Regions from separate parts of the Homo sapiens genome. Here region 1 is linked to region 2. A link is a loop called in an ENCODE intact Hi-C map of the cell type or tissue named here. Cell type or tissue: chondrocyte. All regions are shown on one strand. Each heading gives the region's core, and the rest is flanking DNA. Links, peaks and the distances in the headings are about the cores only. Region 1 has its middle 18 kb from the start of OR2AG2. Region 2 overlaps DNHD1 (dynein heavy chain domain 1).

Evidence for each region. Peaks named below come from ENCODE experiments on the same cell type or tissue, not always from the same donor. Only the 100,000 strongest peaks of a DNase experiment are listed, where the experiment ranks them.
Region 1: it touches region 2 in a loop (6-fold over the local background); 25 of 110 quality-filtered maps call a loop at or near these places.

Annotation. Positions count from the first base shown.
Region 1 is chr11:6,748,181-6,760,348 of GRCh38, reverse strand. It overlaps the pseudogene GVINP2. Among named protein-coding and RNA genes, the nearest start is that of OR2AG2, 18 kb to the left of the region's middle. In chondrocyte, for the core only: CTCF peaks have their summits at 2,569, 2,776 (motif pointing right), 4,583, 4,820 (motif pointing left) and 2 weaker places; no DNase peak of the experiment used is centred there.
Region 2 is chr11:6,525,710-6,537,877 of GRCh38, reverse strand. DNHD1 (dynein heavy chain domain 1) reads right to left here. Exons shown (of 43, transcript NM_144666.3): 11 at 9,091-9,356; 12 at 8,757-9,000; 13 at 4,694-4,851; 14 at 3,705-4,197. Among named protein-coding and RNA genes, the nearest start is that of DNHD1, 35 kb to the right of the region's middle. In chondrocyte, for the core only: CTCF peaks have their summits at 6,152 and 6,414; no DNase peak of the experiment used is centred there.

The DNA.
Region 1 (12,168 bases), core at 1,324-9,323, 220 kb before region 2:
TTAAGAAAATGTGGCACATATGCACCATGGAATACCATGCAGCCATGAAAACGATGTCCTTTGCAGGGACATGGATGATGCTGGAAACCATCATTCTCAGCAAACTAAGAACAGAAAACCAAACACCGCATGTTCTTACTCATAAGTGGGAGTTGAACAATGAGAACACATGGACATAGGGAGGTATCACACACTGGGGCCTGTCATGGGTGGGGGACTGGGGGAGGGATAGCATTAGGAGAAATACCTAAGGTAGGTGACGGGTTGATGGGTGCAGCAAACCACCATGGCATGTATATACCTATGTAACAAAACTGCACGTTCTGCACTGTACCCTAGAACTTAAAGTATAATAAAAAAATTTTTTTAACTGGTTGGTATTCTCTACTGAAGTTGAAGATATGTATATGCCATAACCAAGCAATTCTACTTGTTGTATATGCCTGACAGAAATGTGTGTATATGTGCACCAAAAGACATGTGCAAAACTATTTATAGCAACACTGTTTAAAATACCCCAAAGCTGAAAACAACCCACATGTTTGTTCATCAGCATAAAGGATAAATAAACTGTGATCTAGTCATACAATGCATTATACAACAAAGAAAATGAACTACGAGGCCAGGCGCAGTGGCTCACACCTGTAATTCCAGCACTTTGGGAGGCTGAGGCAGGCAGATCACACAGTCAGGAGCTCGAGATCAGCCTGGCCAACATGGTAAAACCTGTCTCTACTGAAAAAATGCAAATATTAGCTGGGCGTGGTGGCAGACGCCTGTAATCCCAGCTCTCAGGAGACTGAGGCAGGAGAATCATTTGAACCTGGGAGGCAGAGCTTGCAGTGAGCCGAGATCGTGCCATTGCAATCTATACTACAATGCTATAAACTATACTACAAGGCTAAAGTAACAAAAACAGCATGGTACTGGTACCAAAACAGATATATAGACCAATGGAACAGAGAGGAACTACAGCCTGGGTGACAAGGCGAGACTCTCAAAAAAAAAGAAAGAAAAGAAAATGAACCACAATAGCTCCATATAGTAACATGGATAAATCTTACAAACGTAATATTGAGTGAAGGAAGGCAGGCACAAAACATACATATTGTATCATTTCAATTGCCTGTCTAAGAAACATAACTGATGTATGGTGTTAAACTGCTTTTGGGGAGTGAGTGAAGGTATAGTGATTAGAAGAGGGCATAAGGAAAGAATACTGGGGTGTTGGTAATGCTCTGTAACTTGACCTGAATAGTGGTTACTGGAGTGTGTATGCCTTGTGCCAGATTCATTGAGCTGTACATATACATTCTGAGCATTTTTTAGTATTTGTATAACTGTTATATTTTAGCTTAAAAAAGTTATTAAAAAAAGATTAGCCACGTGTTTTGTAGTCATTTGACTCACTGAGGGCTAGTCTCTCTTTGAGTATGCTATTGATAAATAAATGTCCCCCAAAGATGTTCACATTCCTACTCCCCAGAACCTGTACATGGTACCTTAGATGGCAAAAAGGACTTTGTAGATGTGATTAAATTACCAATCTTGAGACAAGAAAATTATCCCGGATTATCCAGGTGGGTTCAATATAATCACAAGGGTCCTTATAAGAGGGAGGTAGCAGGGTCAGAGTTGGAACGATGCACCGAAACCCTTGAATGGCCATTGTTGGCTTTGAAGGTGGAAGGGGTCAGAAGTCTAGGAATGCAGGCAGTTTCTAGATGCAGGAAGGGCAAGGGAATGGATTTTACTGAGAGCCTTTAGAAGGAAGGAAGCCCTGCCAATACCTTGTTTTCGGCCCCATAAGACCTAATTTTGGACTTTAACCTCCAGAACTTAAGATAAATCTGTGGTTGTAAGCCACCAAATTGGTTGTAATTTGTTACAGCAGGAATAGAAAATTAACACAGTAGCTTACACATTGTGCTGGTCAGAGCACACTGCACATAATAGGTACTCTGCGAATGTGTATTGGATGAATGGACAAGCTCCCGACATGCCAGATTCTTAATTATGATGAAAGAATATTATAAATAAAGAAAGGTGTTTATGTCTGTGAGAATTCAAGACCGGTATCATGTGGTGTGAGCAGGCCGTTTTCTTCTAGTCTCTCTCCCACTGATCTTCCACATCTCAAGCTTTCCAGACTAAACACCTGGAGGTGCAGTGAACAGAGCACAGGATAAGGCTTTGACCTTATCAGACAACAAAAGTGAAGATGAAGATGTAGGTAAAAGTGTCATAATTAAAGCATCTTCTTACTCTACCGGAGACATTCATTTGTCTGGAAGGAGTTAGAATTCTTTATGAAAGAAAAGTAGAGAGAAATAAGACTGAGGTAATATTAGTCTTTTGACATCCAAATGGATTAATTATGCCATGCATCAACTTTAGGACTCAGTCACAGAAATGTAGCACATCACAGTCAAGTAGAGAGAGCCCCTGGGGTTTAACTTTACAAAGATGCCTTGAGTTTTTATGTGATTTAGATACTGAATTGAAACCTGGTGGGCTCTTATAGGCCTCCATAGCCGAATGAGTTGACTTGACAATAACAGAGTGTGGAATGCTGGACCAACTTGTAGGCTGGAGGATGTGGCAATCAACTCAGGGTTATGCAGACAGCAAAATTTTTCTTACAGCATTAGCAACTCAGAAACATTGTCCCTGTAGAAAGTGTAGACCCCATGTGAACTAGCCAGTTCAGCAGTGGTGTCCTGCAGAATGCTGAACAACTAGGTTCATAAAAAACAGTGCTCGAGAGACCAGCAGATGGAGCTGCTGCAACAGAAAAACAAGGCTGAGGCTAGAGTTCCTTCTCAGCACCAGAAGCTTGAATAAACCACACTCTTTCCACCACACATTGGGATGAGAAGCAGGGGAAGGCTTTCTTAGTAATCAAGCATCATTTTATCCAACAGAGAATGAATAATTCCTAAAAATATACTAAATTGTCAGGTTAGACTAAATGAAAATTAGATTGAACTATTAGTTTGGTTTGTTGTTTTTTTCTCCTGCTAACCAGTGGATGGGGATTTGAGACGAATATCAAATTATAGACTAAAATAAAGAGAGTAAAATGTTTCTGTACGTTATCTGAGTCATAGTATAAGCCTTAGGATCACCCCCTATTGCCCTTCTGAAGTCATTGATATTTCTCCTTGGATAAGGTTTTCAAAAGAGGAAAGAGAATCACAGAAAGAGAAAGAGTGAGAGATCACAGAAGGGCATATTAATTTACCTTTTTTTCTTCCATTCTCTCTTTCCTGTTTCTGTTTCCTATCTGTCTTTGAGTTTGGGAAGTTGGAGAGAATTTGAACTTGAATCCATAGACCTATTTCTGCTATGTAATTCTTCCTTCTCTTTGTTTTAGAGAATGCTCTTCAGGCAGGAAAGTTTCTCATGAATACCTCCATTCAGCAAACTTTACTAAAGATAAGTGTGAGACCCTGTAATAAACATAGGATATAAAAAAGAGGGAGAAGAGAAACCTGGCTATGGCCCTCACACAGGGAGCAGGGGAAATAGAGAAATCGGCATTTAAACAAGTGATTGCTGCAACAACTATAGTTGAAGAGAAAGGAGCTGAGATTAATTTTTATATTACCTATTTCAAGGCTCATGTTTGTGAAGATATCCCTGACATCCAATCAGTTATGTCTTCATCTTTTGTCAATGTTTACACCTTGCATTTCCATGCTACTTATATTTTATTCTGTCTTCTGTTCACATTCTTCTGGTATATAAAGGAATTTTATTTTATTTTATTTTATTTTTTAATTTGTATATATATATATATACACATAGTAGGTGTATATATTTATGGGGTACATGAGATATTTTAATGCAGGAACACATGATAATCACATCAGAGTAAATGGGGTACCCATCACCTCAAGCTTTCATATTTATTTGTGTTAGAAACATTCCCATTATACCGTTCGCATTCTTTCCACCAGTTTTTGCACATCCTTGGAAGAAAATCTATGTCTAATCTACTCCCTAAAGCTCTGGGTCCTGGCAAAATTGTAGACACATAGGAAATGAGTGTGAAATAATCTCACTCTCAAGCTGTGCAAAAACCTATGCTCAAAGATGTTAATTGCCGTGCTATTTATAATAGTGAAAATGTAGGAACCTGGTTGGCTGTCAGTAGTGACCTGGTTAATTACATACAAAGGGATATTATGTAGGCTTTAAAGTTAATTATTAAACTATACCAATATTTGTTGACCTAGAAAGATATCCCTAGTAGATTTTGAGTGAAAATGAGATTATAGGAGAGTATATATACTATACATTGCCATAAATGCAAAATTATACATATTTAACTATGTGTCTATATGCCTGAAAGAATTGCTATTAAAATGTTCACAGAAGGTAATTTGAATGGTGGGATTTTGTGTGCTTTTTTCTTTCTTATGTTTTCCTACATTTTCAAACATTTTTTCAGTGACTACACGTTATTTAAAAAAAAAAACAACAACAAAGATTTTCAAAAATTCCATCAAAATTTGATTCTTTTCTGTTTTCATATTTAAAACTTAAACATCACATTTCATAGTAGCTCTCAATGGGGCAATCCAAATATTTTAAGGACATTTGACAATGTTTAGAGACATTTTTGTTGTCATAACTGTGAGGAGTGCTGCTAGCATCTAGTGAGTAGAGGCCAGAGGTGCTGCTAGACATCCTATAATGCACAGAACAGTTCCCCACAATAAATTATCTGGCCCTAAATGTTAACTGTGCTGGAGTTGGGAAAATCTCAGAATTCAGTATCCTGATCTGCTCTTTATCGCCATCTGTTGGTGAAAGACATGTCTGCAACTTCCACGCAGTTTTAGCCAGAAGCCAAACTTAGGGCCTCGGAAATAAGATGGGATGCCTAAGAATGGTAGCTATGGTTAGCATGGGAGTCAGAAAAACAGCAAATTAATTCGTCACTGTGACTGTCTATGATGCTCTTACTAAGACCAGTAGTTGCTTTGACACTGCCAATCTGTATCTATAAAATGATACATCATGATTTCCATTTTTTAGCCTTATTGGAACTCCAGAGACCAAGAAAAGCTACAAGCTGAGGCAGAAAAGGCTGCGGGTAAATTTTATGGACTTAACCTGGCTGATATAAGGGGGTAATCTCTACTTGCACACATAGGTGCCTCCCCAGTACATAGGATGATAAAGCTTTAGCTCTGCCAGGAACAATTTCAGACTGGAACACATGGGACCAAGGCAAGGCTCCTTGTTTTGGCTCAATTTAACTACTACGTCCATCTCACACCTCCTCCTAAGGAATATATTTGCAAGGCCTAGGCTTCCACCTTTAACCCCACCCCTCCTACCCCCAATTCCAAGGCCATGTGAGAAAAAAAATCTATTCTAGCTCTGCTCATCAGTTTTATCTCCTTTATTTTTATTTGCCAGTTTTATGTTGTCTATTGATCACTTACTAATGAGTTGCCCATCTAGCAACTATGTCTCATGCTTCTCTCTACTACTCTCAATAGGGCTGTGGGCCACTGCTTGATGTATGAGGGGACTCAACTCCGGAGATGGGGCTCAGACACTGGACCAAATAGAGGACTAGCTAAAACAGGGACTGGGCAGGAGCAGCTTTTGATAAGACATTCCCACCAGTGTGCCATGATAGTTCACCTGTGCCATGGCAACATCTGGGAGTTACCACCCCTTTCTATGGCAATGCTACCTTCAGCACACTGTCTGTGGGGTAGCCCTGCTCTGCAAAGGCAGTCACAAAGCTGTAACACCACCAGAGCTGTAACACTCCTGCTTCAAAAAGGCTGTTTTCTTCTACCCTACCACCGGCTCACCATTGAAAAAATAAAAAATAAAAACATCCAACTGCCCATTTGTAGCTCATAATCCACTTTTGTAACACGTTGCTATCTATATTTTGTAGAAAGTGGGAAACTAAAAGGAAAAAGTAATTAAGCATTTGCTAAACTTAGGCTAACTGAAATCCCCTGTAGAGACCCTTAATAGACATTGGGACAAAAATAAGCATCCCAAAAGACTCACCACTAGGGTGTCTTTTAGACAGTTGGAGTTGGAGTAAATTCAAATTATTAGACAAATTGAAAAGGAAAAAAACTCATTTACTATTGCAATAACGTTTGAATTCAATAAAAATTGGCAAACCAACAGATTTGGCCTAGGCATGCTTCTTTACATTATAATGATACTGTACAAGTAGATTTGCTTTGTAAAAAGGAAGGAAAATGGGAAGAAGTTCCTTAATGTGCAGGCTTTTATAACCCTCTACCAGGATTCTAACTTAAGGGCTACCTGTAGAACATGTCTGGTTCATGATACCCCCAGGCACCCAGAAGACATGCCAGATATCCTAGATGACCTCTCCTAGCTACTACTCCTAGGAGACCTGTGGCCCTCTTCAGATCCCCCACCAGTTCTCTAGTGCAAGGTTCCACCTTAAGGTCGTCAGGCACCCCTCCCACTTATCCAACAAGCCCTGGCCCGTATCCTCTACTGCCTGAAGAAGTAAACCTAACCAGTACCACCAGGAACGGGGCCCCATATCAGCCCCCAGAATTGAAAATGTTTTCATTGCAGTGGGTAGCTGATGGAGATGGAGGAGTGGCCGGAGTGTATGTGCCTTTTTCTATGCCTGATTTGGCTTTGTGCAAGCAAAAATATGGTCAGTTTTTGGAGGATCCAGGCAAACATGTAGAGGAGTTTGTTAAGTTGACCATGTCTTTTTATTTAACTGTGCAAATATTATCCACTTCTTGTACTGTAGAGGAAAAACAAAGAATTCTAGGTATTGCTCATGAACATGCAGATGGGGTGGCTGCACTAAAACAGGCCTTGCCATTTTATGTGGGAGTAGAAGCAGTTCCAGATCTAGATCTTCAATGGGATTATCGGAGAGGATGTCAAGATCTTGAACACAGAAATCATGTGCTAATTTGTTTAATAGGTGGTATAAAAGAGCATGAGGTTAAACCAGTTAATTATGATAAGGTGAAAGAAATAACCCAAAAGAAAGATGAAAATCCCATTTCATTTCAGGGCCATTTGGTTGAAGCATTCAGGAAATATACTAATACAGACCCAGACTCCCCAGAAGGGTAAGCTCTCCTGGGTGCACATTTTACTACTCAGTTTGCCCCTGACATTAGGAAGAAGCTACAAAAAGTATCAATGGGATCCCAAACCCCCATGAGCCAACTTTTAGATATTGCCTTTGGAGTTTACAATAATAGGGACAGTGCAGAGGAAGAGGCAAACACCAAAAGAACTGGCCAATAAGCACAATTGTTAGTGGCTGTTTTAGGCACTACTGCCTCAGGATTACCCACCTCAAGGAAGTGTGGTGAGACTGGCATCTGGGATGCTCAGATGAGAGCCCCCACTCACCAGCCTCTAGGCCAACATCATTGCACCTTCTGTAATTAAGAAAGCCACTGGAAGAAGGACTGCCCCAGGCTTAAGAGGGAGTCTGAAACACCCATACTTATAATGGCCAAGAAAGCAGACGCCTGAAAAGGCCTGAGGTCTTCTATGGGTCCCACTAGACACCTTACCATCGCCATGAAGGAGCCTCAGTAACCCCTGATAGAGCAGGCAAGAATACTGAGTTCTTATTGGACACAGGAGGTGACTACTTAGTTTTAACCTATTTCTCAGGGCCACTGTCTTACCACTCTTGTCCAGCAACAGGAATTGATGGCCAACGAAAAATTAGGAGAGCTGCCCTCCTCCTTGGTTACACCATTGAGGACCATACATTTTCCCTCAGTTTTACTTATGCCTGAGTGTCCTAGCCCTCTACTGGAGGGAGACTTACTTTCCCAATTACAGGATACAGTTCAATTTAGGGTGCCTCATAAGAAGGCAACAGGCCAGGAAGCGATGTTTCTCCTAGCTCTAAGTGCTTGCCTTAACACAGATAAGGAGAAGACCTCCCTTGCATCACACATTGCTTCTTGAGTAGACCCCTCTATTTGGGACATGGAAGTTCCCTGAAGAGCTGTTAATGTACTCCCAAGTCCAGGTTATTTAAAAACCCAATGTTAATTTCCCATGGGAAAAAAAAAACAATATTTTTTGATACCTGAGTCTCAGAGGGGCATCCAGCCCTGAATAGCAAAGTTCCTAAAGTAGGGGTTATTATAGTCCTGTCAGTCTCCATGTAACACTCCTATTTTGCCTGTAAAGAAACCAAATGGGGAATATAGATTTGTTCGGGTCTAAGGACAGTTAATGAGGAAGTAGTCCTAGTTCACCCAATAATTCCTGATCCTTATACAATATTGATTTAAGTCCCTGAAGACACTCATTGGTTCACAGTGTTAGACTTAAAGGATGATTTATTTTGTATACCTTTATACCCAGGCTCCCAGTATATTTTTGCTTTCAAATGAACTGATCCAGACACTCATGCTGAACCTCAGCTTACCTGGACAGTCCTTCCCCAAGGTTTTAAGGACAACTCCCATCCCTCTGGCAATGCATAGGATAAGGAATTAAGGGAACTATAGTTAACTAATGAGGCCCTCTTACAATATGTAGATGACCTATTAGTTTCGAGCCCTACCAGGGAAGACTCTGAAAGAAACACCATCCAGTTTCTTAATTTTCTGGAAAAGTAAGGGGATTGGATATCCCCTCATAAGGTCCAGAACTCTGTTTAGAAGGTTAAATATGTGGGGTATGTGCTCACTCCTGGGACAAGGACTTTGGCCCAGGAACAAAAAGAGACCATTTTGGCACTCCAGCCCCTTCAAACTAAGAGACAGTTAAGAGCCTTTTGGGGAATGGCCAGATTCTGCCAGATCTGGATTCCCAGGATTGGGCTTATGGCAAAACCACTCTATAAAGCTCTAAAAGACAGTGATCACAAGCCTTTGAATTGGGATGGAACCTGCCAATAGTCATTCTTAACCCAAAGAAAACCAGGAACCGCTCCTGTTTTGGCACTCCATAACTTAGAAAAACCTTTCACCCTCTATGTGGCTGAAAAACAAGGGATGGCTTTGGGCGCCCTAACTCAAAGGCTCGGGATTATCCCTAGACCAATGACTTATTTTTCTAAACACCTAGACCAGGAAGTCCCAAACTTTCCCACATTTTTCTGTCTTCTTCTGAGCCCTCCAAACTGTTCCAACCTCTGCCTGTTACACCGTTCCAAAATCGTTTCCACATTTTCAGGTATCTTTTCAGCAACACCACACTCTACTGGTACCAGTTTACCGTACTATTCTGTTTTCACACTGCTGATAAAGACACACCCAAGACTGGGCAATTTACAAAAGAAAGAGGTTTATTGGACTTACTGTTCCACATGACTGGGGGGGCCTCACAATCATAGTGGAAAGGAAGGAGGAGGAAGTCACATGTTACGTGGATGGCCACAGGCAAAGAGAGAGCTTGCACAGAGAAACTCTGGTTTTTAAAGCCATCAGATCTCATAAGACCCATTCACTCTCACTAGAACAGCATGGGAAAGATCAGCCCCCATGATTCAATCATCTCCCACCAGGTCTCTCCCACAACACGTGGGAATTATGGGAGCTATAAGATGAGATTTGGGTGGGGACGCAGAGCCAAACCATACCAGTTCTAATTGTAAAGAGGAGTTATTTTGGGATTGTTCAGGTACACTGACTCTTTTTTTTTTTTTTTTTTTGAAACAGAGTCTCACTCTGTCCCCCAGGCTGGAGTGCAGTGGCGCAATCTCGCCTCACTGCAAGCTCCACCTCCTGGGTTCAAGCCATTCTCCTGCCTCAGCCTCCCAAGTAGCTGGGACTACAGGAGCCTGCCATCATGCCCAGCTAATTTTTTTGTATTTTTAGTAAAGATGGGGTTTCACTGTGTGAGCCAGAATGGCCTCGATCTCCTGACCTCATGATCCGCCTGCCTTGGCCTCCCAAAGTGCTGGGATTACAGGCACGAGCCACCGTGCGCGGCCTACACTGACTCTTTTATTCAGACACTAGGGCTCTTTTGTGGTCATTGAGTATCATTGTTTTTTTCAAATCTTCAAGGATGTCCTTCTTTTGGATTTTGGCCCATGAGTTAGGGATTTTACCATTACCTGTAATTTTTTTTCCTGATATTTATATTCTAGCTTTGATCTGAAGTGAGAAAGAAACCATTTCCAAGATGGCTGGGTGGAGGAATCTGGAGGGATGCTCCCCGTGGCATAATCCACTCCTGCCTTTTGATACTTATATGGGATTTTTCCATCATTGCTCAAAACCAATAAACAATCACTTGCTACAAAACTAGTAGAGCAAGCCATGACAGAATGGCCTGTTTTATACTATTCCTCTCCATAGACAGCCTGAGGACAGGGGAAGGGAACACCATGGTCTCCTTCGTGTGTAGGAATTGTGTTTGTACAAATTGCTTCACAGCAGGGACACTGTTTCCAGCAGCCACAGAGATGTTCAGAGAGCATTTTCTCAGTTTTAGAAACCATTACTTCCATAGGCATACTTGAATAATGCTGTTCTATTCTCCTCATTGTGAGATCCAAAGCCGCACTCATGTCTTCTCTGAGAAACTCAGTATCTTTTATCTCCTGGTGTTTAATCCTTGTCAAGTCTCTCTGTGGAAAGATCAAGTTGCTCTCCAGGCGATCACAGAATAAATCCAACCACCAGAAGCAGTGCTGCTTTTATCTTTAGCTACTGATGTGGATTCATGAAGGGCAGGGAGGATGCCATTATTAATGTCAACTAAACTTTTCTCAAAAAAATCTTCATTTTTTTACCTGCATTGTCTAAACAGTATCTCTTAATATTGATTTTGATGTAATTCCTTAAAAAGCTATTCTTATTATGAAAGTATTGCCAGTAATGATCAAAGTTTTCTTCTTCTCCCAGAGAGACGAGAATGTGTTTCTCCAGGTTAGTCCTGTTTTCACTGAATGCAGGGCAGGTAGCTCACATGTCCCCACAATTTTAATGGTTATTTTTCCCCCATATGATGGTAGAGACAGCAGGAACGAGCTTGTGCCCCAGAAAATCAGTAAGTGTTTTGCTGGAGGTTGCTTCTTGGCAGGAAATCTTAAACCTCATCAAGAAATCATTTTTCTTGCTTTCTAGATAGTTTACAGGATCATTTGCTCTCTTGAATGCCCTGTGCATTTCTTTAGAATTCTCTGTTGCTCACTGGAATAAACACAAGCATAAGCTGATAATATATTTATTTTTAAATGTGTATCTTTCCTGAGTAGATGCAGGTTTCACTTCTTCCTCTGTTGTCTTTAGAATTTTCTGGATGTATTTGGATTGTAATCACATTGCTTTTTCCAAATATTGTTAATAGTTTTATTAAATCTTGAAACAATATGATCAGTAGTCATATTCATGAACTCTTTCTCAAGGACGATTAATGTCATTTACCTGTAATTTTTTTCTGACTATTAATGTCATTGAGAAAGAGTTCATGAATATGACTACTGATCACATTGTTTCAAAATTGTTACATTTCTTATTCATTTTGACATATTTGTCATAATTGATTTGAAACTTCTCTGCAGAATTTCTTGTTAGTATGTCCATGACATCCATCTCATGTTTTAAATACTCTGAAAGGATGTTTTCAGAATCCAAATCAGTGTCAGGCTCTGTGACTTTAGGAAGAGTTGTGGACACATCACAGACCCTTTTTTTCCGACATTGATTGAATTTCTCATGTAAGTCTTCCTCACTCAACTTTTTAGCCTTTACAATTAAAAACAATTTTCGGCTCCTTTCCAATAGTTTGTTTTTATAATCTCTCTTTTTCTTATCCAGTCTTTCTTAAATTTTTTAAAAAACGAATAAGTTCATTGGCTTTTCTTTTGCTGTCTGAAAGAAGTTGCTCTTTAAGGATTATTAGCTTATTTTCAAAATTGAACTCATTTTTCAAAATTTAACTTATGTTTCCATTGAACTTATATTTTATTCTCTGGGTCTTCATTAAAATGTGTTTCAAGTTCTTGCTTGATGGCTTCATATTCTTCTGTAACTGGAGCCTCAAATATGCTTGTTTCGAGTGTCTGAATTTTTCTTTTCTGAATCTGGTTGGTCAGCTGGTTCCGTTAGCCAAACACATGATTCTTCAGCTCCCAGGTCCAGTGGGGTTACACATGGTTTCCAGTTTGCTCATGGCCATGACTTCTTGGAT
Region 2 (12,168 bases), core at 1,517-9,516:
CTCACTGCAACCTCTGCCTCCCGGGTTCAAGTGATTCTCCTGCCTCAGCCTCCCAAGTAGCTGGGAATACAGGCGCACACCACCATGTCAGGCTAATTTTTGTATTTTTAGTAGAGACAGGGTTTCACTATGTTGGCCAGGCTTGTCTCGAACTCCTGACCTCGTGATCCGCCCGCCTCGGCCTCCCAAAGTGCTGGGATTATAGGCATGAGCCATTGCGCCTAGCCAGACAGCACCTTCTTAATGAGGCCTATGCAGGCTATCTGGTTAAAAATTCCTAGCTACCCTTCCCGGCATTTTCAACCCCTCTTACTCTGTTCTATTTTTTTTTTTTCTCTATCACTTATCACTTTCTTATATACTACAGAATTTGGTTATCATCATTGTTTATTGTCTTTCTCTCCCAACTAGAAGTTTGGGTCCATTAAGAAAAGCATTTTATCATTTGTTCACTGATGTACCTCAAGCCTAGTGTACACAGCAGTCTCTCAACAAATATGTGTTGAATGAATGAATGAATGAATGAGCGAATGAACTGTCAGCCCAAAAGAAAGTTCAGCAAGATGAATATAAAAAAGATCTGGCCCACATAGAGGACCTGTCATGTTTACCTCCGGCCATTATCCTCCACCCCTTCATCTCACAGGGTACTACATTAGTTCTTAATCAGTTACTTATAGTCAGTTGTGAGATAAGTGTCAATAGGAATTTATAATTAACAATAATTATAATATCGAGGTTTGCAATTTACTTAAAAGACAACAGATATCTCATTAACTTGAACTCCAGTTTACTTTCTTGAGTGGGACAAAAAGTGATAGAGTCACACCCAAATGCTGGGCCTCATGCATCTTACACATGTGCACATCATCCATTTTGGAGATCTCAGAGTATTAAAAAGCTGGAATCACTAGGCTATCAAAGCTCTGATCTGACAAAAAGTAAAATGACAGTAAATCTAAACTCTTCCAGTCTTTGTCTAAACTCAAAGATATGGCTAGAGTCCCATACAATCTTTGACAGCAGTTGTTTCAACATCAAATATTAGACAAATAAACAACTTCATCTGTAAGAAAGAGCAGAGATATCATCTCCAAACACATGAAAAGATAAAGACAAACTGGGGATTAAGAGCAAATGTCCTTTGACAGACATTTTGTGATATCTACTTGATAATTTCCATGCATTTTAAAACTTTTTATCTGAAAATGAGTTCCAATCTTCAAAGTTGTAGGAAAAAGTAGTAAAAAAAAATTGTGTACCTTCTATCTTCCATAGGTATAGATATATATCTATACTGTTTATCTTTGCCTTTTGTTGACATTTTACCCATTTGCTTTATCATTTGCATTCACATGCTCTGTGCATGGGCATGTGTATGCACATATACACACACACAATTTTTTTTTCTGAACTATTTAAGGGCAAGTTACATAAATACTCAAGTATGCATTTCCTAAGAGTAGGGATATTCTTTTATATAACCACAGTGCAATTCCAAATTTCATATATTATATTGATACAATATTTTAATCTACTGTCCATATTTCAGTTTTGTCAGTTGACCTAATAATGTCCTAGATTGCATTTTTTGCCTCAATTATAGCATCTGGTCCAGGGTCAAGCACTGCATTTGTCATGTCTCTTAGTTTCTTTTAATCTGGAACATTTCCATAGCCTTTCTTTCTTTTGTAACAGACATCTTTGAAGTATACAGTCCCCTTTTGCCATTTTTTTTGTTCATAGAAAGTTCCTCATGTTGTGTTTTTATGGTTTTTAAAAATGATACTCATTCTCAGCTGGACTACTACATAAGTGATATTGTATCCTTCCTTCTCCAGTATCACATCTGAAGGCAGATCATGTCCCTATGTCCTTCATTGGTGATGTTAATTTTTAATCACCTGGTCAAATTATTGTCTGATTTCTCCACTAATTGTTGTTTCTTTTTCTTTCTTTCTTTTTTTTTACAACAAATAAGTGATCTCTGGGAGAAACTCTCAAAGACAGTGCAAATATTCTGCTCCTCATCAAATTTGCCCTAGATTTGGCATCTGTTGATCCTTATCTGATCTGGTAATTACCATGATGGTTGCAAAATAATAATTTTCCCACTCCAGCCTTCCTTCCACATTTATGCCAGTCAGCTCCTGGCATTTTACTGTAAGCATGAGTCCTCATTTCTCTCTCATTATCTATTTATTATTACTACGCATAATAAATGCCTTTACTTCAATAGCTTAGAATTTATTATTGTACTTACTTTGGTGATCAAATTGTTCCAGATTTAGCCAGTTGGTATCCCTTCTGAATCCTTGTGATATGCTCCCATCACTTTTTTAAACACTTTAATACTTTCTTACTTTCTGGTATAAAATGACACTTTAGGTTCATCTTGTACCTACCCTGCCACAGCCCTGGAATCATCCATTTCTCTAAGGAGCTCTGGTTCCTTTTAATGGGGAATGGTGTTTGTTAGAAACTAAGACCTGAGCACAATGTGGCTTCTTGCTACTGGGGTTTCTTTGCTTCATGTCCTCTTCAGCAGATAGAGATAGCAAATGTGTGCACATGTATATACACATAAACACACAGTTACATGCGTATACATGTGTACATAAGCATGCATACACATGCAAAATGTGTGTTTTAAAATGCAATAGAAATACAAAGTGATACCATAGGAAATGGAAGCTTATAAAACAAGCTCACAACATTTTTCCAGAACTCAGAGAAAAAGAATAAAGGAATGACTGATGATAAAGAAGATAAAAGCAATGAGTGAGAGAGATTCAGTAAATCCAACATACATATAAGAATTCTGGAAGGAAGGCCAGGCGCAGTGGCTTACACCTGTAATCCCAGTGCTTTGGGAGGCTGTGGCAGAAGGACTGCCTGAGTCCAGGAGTTCAAGACCAGCCTGAGCAACAAAGTGAGTCCTCATCTCTACAAAAAATACAAAAATTAGCCAGGCATGGTGGCACACACCTGTAGTCCCAGCTACTCAGGAGGCTGAGATGGGAGGATTGCTTGAGCCTGGGAGGCTGAGGCTGCAGTGAGCTGTGATCATGACACTGCACTCTAGCCTGAGATCCTGTCTCCATTGTTTGGTAATGGCTCTTATATTTGCTCTGGTCTCCTTCCAGAGCCCACAGAGTTCTTTAAGAACAGAAGGGAACCAGCTTACCTGCACCACTGTATGAAAGAATTGAGACCAATAGTTCTGTCCTGGCCTCCTCCTGTGTATTAGTGAGGCCCTCAGTAGCCTCCTCTCTATACCACACTGGCTGGAGGAAGTGATCTGCTAGAGCATCAAGACCTACTCTTGTTCGGGGCCTGCTGCCTGGTGTAGGACTGTGTTGAACAGGGCTACAAAAAGGCTACGTTCTATAAGGAGAACTTACATTTCTCCCACACATGCTTTTAGCCCCTGACCCCATCACATTCTGATGGAACATTCACTTGTTTGCCTTCCTTACCAGACTGTGAGCCCCCATACCCCCACCCTAAGCACAACACCTGCCATGGTCAATATATGATGTTTTTGTCCTGAAATTTTCATTTATAAAAGACACCAGTGAAGGTGTGTGATTCCCAAGGCTTGCTTGGGGTCATACAGGACACAGAACCCTGAGTTCCAACTCTTACTTCAGTTGAAGGGTCTATCACAGAGTGATAATGGAGGGTGCAGGGATCCTCAGTACCAGTGAAGATGGCATAGGCGTGGTGCAGTTCACTGAGGTCGCTGACTGTGTTCTGGAACTGACGCTCTAGGGAGACGAGCTGGTGCTCAGTACTCCTCTGATCTTGTGTGGGGTCCATAAAGGGACCGGAGAGGGCCTTCGCAAGCAGGCCTTCCAGCTCTGCCAATGCTGCTGCCATCAGCTGCTGCAGCTTGGGCATAATGGCATGTCGCTTGCTGAGCAGGAACTCTGAAGCCTGGCTTTTCTCAAACTGAAATGCCTCCCACATATCCAGAAGCTGTGGGGCAAGCAGAGGGCAGTGGAGTAGATGTGGTTGTGGGGGAGGAGGGCAGGGAGGGATGGGTGACTCCCCGAATTGCCTTCTCACCGAGATGTCCAGTGCTTCATTCTCAGCACTAAAGAGGCTAAAGTGGTTGCGGATGAGTTCGTGGAGTGCCCGTACGTATTCCATTCGCTCCTCCAGCTCGACGTACTGTTCATTGGCTTCATTCAACTGCAGGAATTACAGCATGAGACCGGCAGCCCCACAACCCCATGTACCTCTTTGGTCCCATCCCCAAGGGGAACTCCCACCTTTTGGAGTGAAGTCTCCAGACCCAGTTGCAGCCTTGTAATCAACTGGAATCAGGGGCAATCTCTCCTGAGGGATCTCTCCAGAGGGATCAAATCTCTCTCTGACCCAGATCTCTCTGGTGAAGGGTCCACTTCTCACCCACCACCCCATTACCTTGATGACAAGGCAACAATTTTCTATCTGACTGTCACAGAGAGCACAACTCTCTCATCACACCAGGGCCTCCCTGTGACATGAGGAACCTGAGGGCCACATGGACAGGGTAAGAATTAGCAAGGGTAGATCTCTTAGGCGAGCACAGTTTAAGAGCATCAAGCTCTGCTGGGGGCTCAGCAGAGACCTGAAGAGAGTGTGCTGAGCTTTTGAGCAGGATGGGCCCTGAATAAACTGGGAAGGATGGATGGGGAGAGCCCACCTTCTGGGTGCACTGTGCAATGGCATGAATATCTGAGTTGATGGTTCGGAAGATATGCATGAAATCTGTGAGCTCTGTCATGAGTTGTTGACTGAGGTTCCAGCACTCATTTTGCACGTGTGCAAGAATGTCCTTCCTTATGCTGTTCAGCTTGGATTCTGGAGACAGGAGAGTAAGGTGTGAGGGGACGCATAAAAAAGAAGGGGTGCTGGGGACAGTGCTGTGGTCCAGAGTGGGAGTAGGCTGAATGGCAGGTCAGACCATGAATTATCTCATTTAATGCTTGTTGAATCCCTGCTCAATGTCCAGTCAGCTGCTATGCACTGGGGACTGTGCTCTATACTGGTAGACGAGAGCAAATGAATGAGACAGAAAGTTTCCCCACCCTGAAAAGCTCACAATATGAGGCAGAGACAGACATACAAATGAGCAATCACAAATCAGTGTGATAAATCCACTGTGAGTGCCTGGAGCCTTCAGCCAGTATAGCTAAGAGGTGGGGGTGCCGGGGGGTATCCTGAGAAGGCTGGGCAAGGCCCCTTCAGAGAAGGGAACACTGGAGTTGGATGTGTTGAGTATTAATTCTCCAAAAAGATGAAACAGTGTGTGCAACAGTATGGAAATGACATGTTTGTGAATAGCAGAGTATCCTAGCAGACATAAAAGTATTCTGGTTTTGGAGTCTTACTGCCCTTGCTCTAGAAGAAGGGGACCAAGAAGGTAGTATGATCTGCCTTTTGTTTTTAAGGATTAAAGTAAAGAAAGTCTCAGGTGGATAAGGGGCTAGAAAGTAATCCTGGAAGCTGCCCTTGGCAGTATGAACAACTTTATTATCTCAGAGGGCAGGGATAACACCCATATGATACCTCATAAAATCTAAGATCCCGTTGTAAGAAGCACCATTATTTTATATACCACTAACAAAGAAAAAAAACTGATGCCATCTAAACTCTAACACATCTTCAATCATGAGACACCTTTAAAGTTCAGAGATGTTAAAATATGCACAGAATAGGAAAAATACAATATAGAAATATGGTACACCAAATAGAGTATAGAGTGCTTTCTACATACCAGACACTATTTCAAGTACTTTAATTATATTTTATCCTCACAAATTCCCTTTGAAGTAAATACTATTATTTTACAGATAAGCAAACTGAAGCTCAGAGAGGTTATGTCACTTGATCAACATCACACAGTGGCAGAGCAAGGATTCAGACTCAGGCAGCATGGCTCCACTTCATTATATTTTAAATATAAACATGTTTATGTTATAAATATAAATGTAAACATAAAAATATATGTTTATAAAAAGTATTTAAAAATATTTTTTATGTTATGTGCAAAGTAAACTGACCGATCCTCTATTAGCATCTCTGCAACTAGTAAGTAAAATAGTGAGTTTGGGGGACAGATAATTGAGACATACTGGGTATGTCACTTTCAGAGACTTGGAGGAAGTAACCAAGATGACTGGGTACTAAGACCTGATAATAAGAAAACCTGCTGAGAGGAAGCCTATTGAGGGACAACCTATATCAAACAGAACATGAAGATCTAAACTCATCCTTTTTCACACTGTCCCTTTGGAACATAACAGTAACTAGGCCATTGCAATGCTGCCACATTTGTTTGCTTGTTTGTTTGTTTGTTTGTTTATGGTGCTGCTTTTGGACCAGTAGCAACAGGCAGATGAAGGCAGATGGGAGCTCAACAGTGACACCGTATGGTATAAAGGAGCAATGCATTGATAAAATACCAGGACTCCTTGGGATTAGAAGCTGGAGATGGATAAAAACAGATTTAAGAGATACTTAGGGGGCAGAAGAATGACAAGGATTTGGAGACAGGTTGGATGTAGTAAGGTCAAGGAGAGGGAGGAGTAAAGGGTGACCCCAAGTTTCTGGTGAAGCTAATTCGTCAGAGTGTATAATTACGCCATTTGTTGTTCAAGGGAGTTCAGGAAGAAGAGAAACGACAGAGTTAAGTCAGAGGGTTAGATAAAATTAGATCAGCAAGAAGGATGAGAGTAGATACAAGGGGATAAGGTGAAATGAAAAAAATATTAAGCACCTACTGCATGCCACACTCAATGCTAAGAGTATTGCAAATAATATCTTAGTCATCCTTACTATAACCCTGTGAGTGACTGTGTTATCATGCCCAGCTTACAAATAAAGAAACTAAAACACAGTAATCTGAAGTTACAAAGCAAGTGAAAAACAGACAGGGTTCTAAATCCAGTGCTCATTTCTCTCCACCTGCTCCTCTTAAAGAGACTAGTTGGTCCTGGATTGAGGATCAGGAAGCTAACAAACTAGAACAACAATAAGCTTTCTCAGCAGCAGTGAAGTAAAGCCTGACCAAAACACGGCCAGAGAGAAGACAAAACAATCAAACGTCCTCCCGGTTCCTGCCTTGCCCGCCTGAACCCCCTGTACAAGAGGAGGGAGTTTTAGTGGCCCACTGGATACCTAATGATACATGTGCTTTCATCTGTTGAGAGCCAAGACAGGGAAGGCGAAGCAAGCAGGGCATACAAGCAAACTCTTTCCAGGCCCCAGTGGCTTCTAACCTTCATAAAGAAAGCAGGCCTGGGAAGCCACGGGTCCAACAGGATCTAGTCTTCACAGGAAGTAGATACTATTGGCTATTGCCATCCTTGAGGCTAGGTGAGGAAAGAGAACAACCTCCATATTTCCTAAAAGAACAAATCACTGGCTTCCAAATCTACCCCGCTGTGAGCCTCTCTGTGGCGAACTCCTAGGCTGAGGCACTAGCTAGTACACAATAGCATGAGATATCCTTCCCATGGGAAGGAAGAAAGAAAAGAGGGTAAAAGACTAGGTCATAAGCCAGATTTCTCAGAGACCCAGGGATAGCAACAATTGGGCGTTCAATTAGCAGGGGTAGAAGTGGCAAGAGGAGGGAACCTGAGATGGGTTGAGGAGAAAATAGGTAGTAGAATGGTCTTGAGCCCCACTTTCCACATAGAACTTTGGGAAAGACCACCTTTTAGGGTGTCCCTTGCTAACATGAAACAGTCACAGCAGAGTAGAAATCATACTGTTATGTGTTGTAGTAAAAAGAGGGGCGGATATAATGCTTACCAGTTTCCCACAACTCCCAAATGGCAGGGGATATAGATGATAGCAGAGAATTGATAGCCAGTGGCCTAGATGAAGTTCCTGTGTTGAGGGGCTAGGGACCCTGAAGCAAAAGCCATGGGGGTAGCCAGCCTAAGACAGAGACTGGATGAAGGATTCACTAAAACCCCAAGGATCAGCTATGCCAGCAAATGTTAAGACAAGGACAGGTCAGCAAAGACAGACACTCCAGGTCCCTATTAGTCCAAGAAAACACATCGCAGCTCTACCAGCCCAGGACACAGCAGCACCAGAAGCAGCAATGTCAGGAGGGCAGAGACCAGGCAAGGATGTATCACACCTCAGAAGCCAGCCCACCGGCCTTCCCCAGTACAGGTGGCACCTTGGGAAGGAAAAGGGAGGAAAAGACATTTGAAAGTAAAAACAACCCAGAACTACAGTATAAATTTTCAATTGCCCAGATATCCCAAATAGACTGAATCAGACCAAAAGTGACTGCTTTAAATGAAAGGAGCTTTCTTTAATTGGAAAGGTTACATTCTTTCACTACCAGTAGAAGTTAGGACTACAGAGTAAGACAAGCTCAGTTAGAGAGTAGCTTTTTACATATGCAAATCGTAGTATAAATTTCACTCAGCTACATGCAGAGAGAAAGCACCCTAGATTCCCAAGAATCTCTGTAAAGACACTGAGCTTAGTAGCCCAAGCACAGGAACATGATTCCTAAGGAATACAGGGTATGAGCAGAGCCAAAACAGAGAGGCCGGCCTTTGCAGTGAGCATAGCTTTGATGGCAAAGGAAAGGGCCTGGGACCTCGGGCTTTGGAAGGCTTCATAGGTCCAATAAGAGGCCTGCACCGAAGGTCTCCGGAGGACATTCCAGGACCAAGGCAGGCCATGTGAATAGACATACAGAAAAGGGAAGGAGGAGAGGGAAGAGAAGCAGTACTCACCCATCTCTGCCTGTACATCATGGCAGCTAAGTAGCAGCAACCCGCCTTTTGTGAGCAACTCGATAGGCATACTGGAGACACGGGCCTGCCAAACATTCAGGCGGCTCACCAGCGTCACGTAGTTCTTGATGGGACCACCTCTCATGTCTTCCAGCTTCTGAGGCCCCCAGGATTGCAGGAATTCATAAATGCCTGTTATCCAATGATGTTCCCTGCAGAATTCCTGCACCTTGCACAGCACGCCCTAAGGGCAGACAAGGTGTTTAGGGCAGAGGCATGCGGCTATAATGGGAATTGGTGGGCAGCGCCCTATCCCTTAAACCACTGTTCTCACCTCCAGCAGCACCTGTTGTATATTCAGTGCCTGCTGGATCTTAGGGTTGTTGTCCAGGTCTTCCTCCAGCTGCTTATAATTGTGGGGGAAGTATTGGCCCCGCAGCCGACATCCACGGACCTCCAAGATACCAGCAATTGGGTGAGACTTCCAGGGCCACACCAATCCCACATTCGGGCCACAGAAGATGCTCACAGCATCGCTGGGCTGGCCCTGGAACTTGGGCATCAGAAATTCGTCTTTTGAGTCCTCCTCTTCATCTTCTTCTAGTGGAGCACAGGCCATAATTGTCCGTGAGTACCCTCCAGAGCCCACAAACAATCTTCCTTTCTCCTTGCCCTCAGTGTGTGTACACACACACACACACACACACACACACACACCCATTCGCTGCTCATGAGTGAGTTAACACATACATCTATATCACAAACGTAAAATACTAGACCCATGGAGGGGATTTATTAGTTAGGGTTCATGTGCAAATAACATAATTTACTCTAGCTAGTCTAAGCAGGGAGGGACTTATTACAGAATATTAAATGGGTTGCAGAATAATAGGAGAGCTAAAATACAAAACCACTCAAGGTTGAGCATCTAGGGCTGTGTTCTGCCTGGCAAAATGGGATATCACTGTCACACCATCAACTACAGAACACACTGCCTCTGCTATGATCCACAGAACGGATGGCATACGCCCTGACTCTTTCCCCCTCTTAATTCAATTCTGAATCAAAGTCTTTTGTAGATCTAACTGGTGGATCCTAAATTGTATATGACACCTAGCTGCAGGCGAGTCTGGGAAGTGTAGTTTGTAGTCTCTGGCATCTGCAGAACAGAGGAGTTGCTGGGAATGAATATTGAACATGCCAGTCCTCAGTTATCTGTCTTAGAGAATATTCTTGAACCTAGCCACTCATTAACTCTTTAGGAACTGGTTAATTGACAAGTTTAGTATTTGTGTTAAAACTTCGCACAAAATAAAGGAAAGAATTAAAATGTTCAGAATAAGAGCCATACTATCCACACCCAAACCCTGTAGTACTCCTAGCTGATCTCTTCTCTTCTCCAACTGTACTCACTCTCTAGGAAATCTCATCCAGCTTTATGGCTGTAAGTACCATATATTTGCTCCCAGATTTATCTGTAGCCCAGATCTCTCACTTAACTCCAATCCCATTTAAAGAACTGCCTAATTCACTTCTCTATCTGGATGTCTAACATGCACCTCAAATTTAACAGAGCCAAAATGAACTCTAATTCCTCCCCGCCAAAACTGCAGTCTTCCAACTTCAGTAAATGGAAACTCTGTTCTTCCAGTTTCTCCAGTCAAAATCTTTATAGTCACCTTTGACTCTTTTTCACATACAACACATCCCATTTAAAAATCCTGTTGTCGTTACTTTAAAAATATATCCAGAATCCACCAATTCTCACCACATTGACCACCACCTGCCCTCCTCCCCCAGCCCAAGTCACCATCATCTCTTACTGCATTATTGCAAAAGCCTTCTAACTTTTCTACCTGCATTGGCCCTTGCCTCCTATACTTTACAGTCTCTGCTCCATATAAGAAAAAGAATCATCCTTTAAAAAAAATGCCAGAAGGGATTCTGAGAAGATGATGGCAATGGCAGCATCATTTTGAAATCTCCCCCAAATGCCCACGTAAAAATGACAGAACAATTAGATAATAAAACCAAAAACACAAGGATAGCATTTTTTAACAAATGAGGGCAAGGGATCCTCACAGATCCTAAAATACAAGTAGGTGGGGTCAAACCATCTGCAACCTCAAAACACACATGGCATCACCATTTGTGATGAATGATGCAGAGGGAAACAATGAAGCAACAGATGGACCTAAGAATAAGAAAACCCCCAAACAGTCATCAAGCATTTACTGGGAGGCAGAGGGCCCATTTCAGAACAGCAGGTAAAACTGGAAGGGGGTCTTACCCCCTCCAAGAACAGGTGAGGTAAGGTCTATAGAAGCTTAAGTAATCTATGCCCTGTGTACTCTTGAAACCAAACAGTCAGGGCTCCCTTTTGGGACAGAGCTCGTCATGGAGAAAATGCTGGGAGTAGAATAAGGATTGAGCAGCAATAGAGAAAAAGGAAAAGTCTAGATGAAGGTAGGGGAGGGAAACCAGAAAACCTCAGAAAGTAAGCCATCTTTTTTTAATACAGAAAAACAATAGAAAGTGAAACTTAGAGGTTAGAGAACTATTTTGAACCAAGTCTTCTTTTGAAAGTTAAGAAAAGCTAAAATTTCCAGTTTTCTATGAGCAGTAGAAAAGTATCAGCATCAAACCCCATACCAAGCTTTTATAAGAAAAAAACAAAGCGAGGCATAGAATAAATCCCCAGAGACAATGAAAGCATGTCAAAAACCAGAGCAAAACTATAGCCTATTTCAAAACAAGCTAAAAGACAATAGAAAAATGATAGAAGTCATGAGAGGACACATATCAGAATTAGAAAAACTCAGAAATTATGTGACAGAACTATGGAAAGAATTATAAATGAAAGAAAAAACAATTTCATAATGGAAATTTAACTAAAATGGGACATAAGAGCAAACAAACTCGACAGATAATTTCTCAAGAAAAATAGAAGGCAAAATAAGGGTAATTATACAACTAAAAAGGAAATAAACAATTTTAAAGATTTCAAGAGAAAGGGAAAAATATTGGGGATGGGTGATAAGGATCTAATGTATCAGTAACAAGATTCCCCCAAGAAAAAAACAAAGCAAGGGAAGAGAACAAATATTAAAAACCGTAATTCAGAAAAATTGTTCTGAAATTTAAAAAAAGATATAAAGCCACATTTTGAAAGAACATACCTGACAATCCTTCCCCAGAATGTTCAATACCAACACATATTCTAACAAAAATAACTAGATTTCAATAAAAAAGAAAAAAAATCTAGGCAAAAAGAACAAGTGATTTTGTAAAGCAAATAAAATTAGACTATCGAAGGCTTTTTGATAGCAACTCATAATGTCCTAAGAAAACATAGTAACATATTTAAGATACACAAAGGAAAAAAGTATAAACCAACAACTTTATATCCAGC